2 separate regions of the Homo sapiens genome follow, and region 2 is linked to region 1. The links are chromatin loops, found by intact Hi-C in ENCODE. Cell type or tissue: B cell. All regions are shown on one strand. Each heading gives the region's core, and the rest is flanking DNA. Links, peaks and the distances in the headings are about the cores only. Region 1 has its middle 130 kb from the start of FAM9B. Region 2 has its middle 57 kb from the start of FAM9B.

What was found. Peaks named below come from ENCODE experiments on the same cell type or tissue, not always from the same donor. Only the 100,000 strongest peaks of a DNase experiment are listed, where the experiment ranks them.
Region 2: a loop joins it to region 1, with 2.3 times the contacts of the local background. A loop is called at or near these places in 3 of 110 quality-filtered maps.

What each region holds. Positions count from the first base shown.
Region 1 is chrX:9,164,807-9,167,727 of GRCh38, reverse strand. No RefSeq gene overlaps it. Among named protein-coding and RNA genes, the nearest start is that of FAM9B, 130 kb to the right of the region's middle. In B cell, for the core only: no CTCF peak of the experiment used is centred there; a DNase peak (open chromatin) is centred at 1,607.
Region 2 is chrX:9,089,672-9,092,592 of GRCh38, reverse strand. No RefSeq gene overlaps it. Among named protein-coding and RNA genes, the nearest start is that of FAM9B, 57 kb to the right of the region's middle. RefSeq lists an enhancer at 1,016-1,145. In B cell, for the core only: no CTCF peak of the experiment used is centred there; a DNase peak (open chromatin) is centred at 1,112; H3K27me3 peaks cover 237 bases.

The DNA of each region.
Region 1 (2,921 bases), core at 276-2,775:
ATCAATCGTTTGTTCCTTTTTTATGGCTGCATAATATTCCATTGTATGGATGCATAATAGTCTCTTGCATGGATGTACTATAGTTGATGAACATTTGGGTTGCTTCTAGCTTTTGAAGACTAAAAATAAAACTGCTGTAAACACTTATGTACAGGTTTTTTTGTAAACGTAAGTTTACAGGGTTTTCTGTCTCTCCACATTGTCATTGTGTTATGAATTTCATAGTTATTCAGGTTTATCTTTCCTAAAGAAAAATTATAAGATTTTTTGTGCCACATGTAATACAAACCTGTTCTAGTCCTTGGGAATTAATTACTATTTGTTTTTTAAAAAGTGAAAGAATCTTTTTTTTTTTTTTTGAGACGGAGTTTTGCTCTTATTGCCCAGGCTGGAGTGCCTGGCACTCTTGGATAAGTACCTAGGAGTGGTATTGCTGGGTTATGTGGTATTGGTTAAGTGTATGTTTAACTTTATGAGAAACTGCCAAACTGTTTTCTAAAGTGGTTGTACCATTTTGCATTTTGTATAACAGCAATGCGTGAGAGTTCTAGTTGCTCCATATCCTTTCCAATCTGGTATTGTCAGGTTTTTTAAATTAAAGTTTTAGCCATTTTAAAAAATGCACAGTGGTATCTCACTGTGGTTTTTAGGAATCTGAATATCCCTGATGGCTAATGATCTTAAGCATCTTTATTTTTGTTCCTATTGTTGAGTTTTGAGAGTTAAAAACATATATTCTGGATATAAGTCCTTTGTCAGTTATGTGATTTGCAAATATTTTCTCCCCATCTCTGCAGCTTGCCTTTTCTTAATGGCAGTACTCCCATCTTATCTAAGAAGAAACTGACACATCTACAGCTTTTGTTGGCTCTGCAGTAAACTGACTGCATGTGACATTGGCTAAGTCACTTAATTTATTCTGTGCTTCTGTTTCCTATTCCATAAAACAAGTGTGGAATGAGAATATTTCTGAGATTCTTTGCAGCCAGAATAGTCAATGATTCCAAGAGACTGGCCCAAGTTCACCCAGTTAATTAGTAGCAGAGTTGGGCTGGAGCTTGGGCTGCCTCCCACGCTGCTGCCTTTGTTTGCAATATAATTATTCTCACTTTCTTAAATCTAATTTTTAAAATTAGGTATTCCATTTACATGGTTCAAAATTTAAAAAGTATAAAAGGATAAGCTGTTAAAAAACATCCCTGTCACCCTGAATAAGCAATGCACGTTCTGGAGCTTTTAAAAATATCTATGAGCACATTTTTATGTGTTGTAATGTGTATGTGTGTGTGTGTGTGTGTGTGTGTGTGTGTGTGTGTGTTTCTCTCCTTTTTAAAGTGAATTATACACTGCGGCTTTTTTTTAACTTCTAATAGAAATGCAAGTTAAAACTACATGGCAATCCATTTTTTCCATTATTATGTTTGTAGTTGAGGATAATTGTATGGGACTAAAAACCATTTGTCTTCTGTTGAATTATTTGTTCGTATTGTTTTCCATCTTTTTCTTTCATTGTAGCCATAAGCTACTTGTTTATTAGAGAAATTAACTTTATGAGATCTCACAATCTTCCCCCAGTTTGCCACCTGTCTTTTGAGTTTGCTTATTGTGGTTTTGCTTGAAGAGTTCTGACGTTTTTGTGGTTGAATTACTCAGTCTGTTATCATGTCTGGCATTTGGGTCATAGTTGAAAGGATTTTTCCCCCTTAGTATTAACAGAAGAATTATCCCATGGTTTCTTTCATTTATCACTGAATTCTACATATTTATATATATTTAAATATTTGATCATTTGGGAAGTTATCCTGGCATAAGGTGTGAGGCATAGAACCAAATATATTCTTCCAGAAGGCAGCTCATTTCTCTCAAAACTATTAAATAATCCATTTCTTCTCTTCTGACCTGAGTTGCCACTTATAACATATACTAACTTTCCATATGGGGGGTTCTGTTTCTGAATTTTCTACTATGTTCCATTGATCTTTCTGTCTACTTAAGTTAAATATTAAGGTTTTATTTATGTTTCAGCATGCTATATACAGGGCTAATCTTCCTTCATTACTGTTTTAGTTTCTTCGGACTTTTTCCAACATTTTATTATACAGATTTTTAAGCATATGGAAATGTTGAAAGAATTTTACAGTGAACACCCATTACACACCACCTAGATTCTACCATTAACATTTTACTAACCTTCCTTTAACATGTATCTATCCATCTATTTGGCCCTCTATACACTAATCCATCTTAGTTTCTGACGCGTTTCAAAGTAAACTGGAGATACCAGTGTACATCCCATTAAATACTTCAGCATGCACATCATGAACTAGAGTTTAGTATTTGTAGTATTTTTTATTTCCAGCTGAAGTTTACATGCAGTGAAATGCACAAATCTTAAGTGCACATTCACTGGGTTTGGACAAAAGCATACGCTTGTGTAATGCTTATCAAAATACAGCTCATTATCATCACCCTAGAAGGTTTCCTCATGCCTCTTGCCAGTTAATCCCTATGCCCACTCCCTCAGAGCCTACCACTGCTCTGACCTTTTACCACCATACATGAGTTATTTGTTCTAGAATTTTGTGTAGTATGCACTCTTTTTGTGGACGCCTTCTTTCATTCACTAAGCATAATGTTTTTGAGACTTCTTGTTGTTGCTTTTCACTGGCAAGTGCTGTTCCATTACATGACTATCCTATGTTTGGTTTCTCTGTGTTCCTATTAAGCAACACCTGGGTTGTTTGCAGGTTTTGTTGCTTATGAATAAAGCTGTTATGAACATTCTTGCACAGCTCTTTTTCGTGGTCCCGTACATTTTGTTTTCCCTTTCCTTGGCACGGGATGGGGCAAATACCTATGAGTAGAACTGCTGGGTGATACAGTTTAGATATGTGTCCCCGCCCAGATCTCATATTGATTTG
Region 2 (2,921 bases), core at 116-2,615, 75 kb after region 1:
TGCCTCTGCATCCCCACTCAAATCACACCTTGAATTGTAATCCACAGGTGGAGGTAATCGAATCATGGGGGCGGTTTCCGCCATGCTGTTCTCGTGATAATGAGTGAGTCTCATGAGATCTGATGGTTTTATAAGCGTCTGGTATTTCCCCTGCTTGTACTGTCTCTCTCTTGCCGCCCTATGAAGACATGCCTTCCACCATGATTGTAAGTTTCCTGAGGTCTCCGCAGCCGTGAGGAACTGTGAGTCAATTAAACCTCTTTCCTTTATAACTCAGTCTCAGGTATTTCTTCATAGCAACGTGAGAAGAAACTAATACAGTAAATTTTAAATAAAAAAATAAATCCAACTAAAATTCAGAGATCTTCTACCTCAGCGGAATTTCTAGGGGTCCAGTGGTGTGGGACCTGTCAAGATGTTCCTTCTAAGGTAAAGGATAAGTTGCTGCATTTGGTCCCTCCTATACCCAAGAAAGAGGCACAATGCCTAGTGGGCCTATTTGGATTTTGGAGGCAACACATTCCTCATTTGGTGTGTTACTCTGGCCCATCTATCTAGTGACCTGAAAGGCTGCCAGTTTTGAGTGGGGTCCAGAATAAGAGAAAGCTCTGCAACAGGCCCAGGCTGCTGTACAAGCTGCCCTGCCATTTGGACCATATGACCCAGCAGATCCAATGGTGCTTGAGGTGTCAGTAGCAGATAGGGATGTTGTCTGGAGCCTTTGGCAGGCCCCCATAGGTGAATTACAGCAGAGGCCTCTAGGATTTTGGAGCAAGGCCCTGCCATCTTCTGCAGATAACTACTCTCCTTTTGAGAGACAGCTCTTGGCCTGTTACTGGGCTTTGGTAGAAATTGAATGTTTGACTATGGCTTATCAAGTCACCATGCGACCTGAACTACCTATCATGAACTGGGTACTTTCTGGCCTATCTATCCATAAAGTTGGGTATGCACAGCAGCATTTCATCATCAAATGGGAGTGATATATACATGATCTGGCTCAAGTAGGTCCTGAAGGCACAAGTGAGTTACAAGAAGAAGTGGCTCAAATGCTCATGGTCTCCATTCCTGCCACCCTGCCTTCTTTCCCCCAGCCTGTACTGATGGCCTCATGGGGAGTTCCCTATGATCAGTTGATAGAGGAAGAGAAACTAGGGCCTGGTTTACGGACGGTTCTGCACGATATACAGGCACCACCTGAAAGTGGACAGCTACAGCACTACAGCCCTTTTCTAGGACATCCCTGAAGGACAGTGGTGAAGGGAAATCTTCCCAGTGGGCAGAAGTTCGAGCAGTGCATCTGGTTGTGGGCTTTGCTTGGAAGGAGAAGTGGTCAGATGTGCAATTATATACTGCTTCATGGGCTGTAGCAAATGGTTTGGCTGGATGGTCAGAGACTTGGAAGAAGCATGATTGGAAAATTGGTGACAAAGAAATTTGGGGAAGAGGTATGTGGATGGACCTCTCTGAGTGGTCAAAATTGTGAAGATATTTGTATCTCATGTGAATGCTCACCAAAGGGTGACCTCAGCAGAGGAAGATTTTAATAATCAAGTAGATAGGATGACTCGTTCTGTGGACACCACTCAGCCACTTTCCCCAGCCACCCCTGTCATGGCCCAATGGGCCCATGGTGGCAGGGATGAAGGTTACACATGGGTTCAGCAACATGGACTTCCACTTACCAAGGCTGACATGGCTACAGCCACTGCTGAGTGCTCAATTTGCCATCAGCAGAGACCAACATTGAGCCCTCTCATATTCCCAAGAAATATTTGTGCTGACAGTAGACTGATTTTTTTTTTGGTTTGAATTTAGGCAAATAGACTGGGTTCTTTGAGTACTGAATATGCTTCAATGTCATCAATCCTCTTTGACCACCAAAAATGCCAGGAAACATTGTTCAGAGGCATGTGGCTTGTTCCCAGGGAGGGTTAGGAAAATTAAACTCTCACAACCCTGTCCAGGAAGCAGGAGGGTATTCTTGAACTGAAAGTCAACTGTTTCTTACACAAAAAGGGACCTGGGCATTAAACCACAATAGAGAATGATTAAAATCTATTTTTGATTTTTGCAGGTAAATGTTTAACATAAAAGGTGGTATGTAGCATGTTCTGGTCATTTTTTTCTTATTCTCTTAAACAAAGTCATTTGTTTGCAGATGTTTGACTTTACATCTTTCCCCTCTTGCTTCCTAAATTCACCTTCCTCCCAGAGACTTTTGCAGGAGATCAGAGTGATTTTTGCAAGCTTGAAGATTCATATGCTTCCTGGGGGTAGACTTGTGGTTTTGATTCGAAGGTCGTTGTGTATTGCTAGCATAACTCTTGAGTACTGGAGTAAACAGCAAACATCCTTATCATAAATAATTCCTTAATTGTATTAGCCATATATTCATGGAAAATTGTTTTGCTAACAGTAAGGTCTTCAAAAAATTATGAGGCACGGTACCTTTCTTTAGTGAGTTTATCAATCACAGTTGAGAGATGAAACTTAGATACATGGTGCAATGTGGGATACAGACAAGGTGTGATGTCTGCTCAGGATTTGTGAAAGATATAATGATCACAGAAGGAAAATCTTTGATTTATCTTGCTCAGGCACTTCCTCTCCAATTGCTATTTTTAGCAAAATGCTTGCTTTTTCCCCCTCTACTTGCATAAGCTGTCAAAACCGAGTTTCAACACTATGAGTTGTCACGTTAAGGCAGCAGACTTTAAAATCCATTAACCTCCCATCTCAGCCTGACATGTAGGCTATCCTCAGGGGGATGAAGAAGTGTGCCAGGGATCTGAAAAGCCATAGGATAAACAATCCTAGAGCTACAGTTGCAATTTAAAACATCCTCACCATACTAAAACTCACATGGCTGTAAAATTACTTAGAAGGCAAAATTTGCATTAATTTCTTGAATAAAGCAT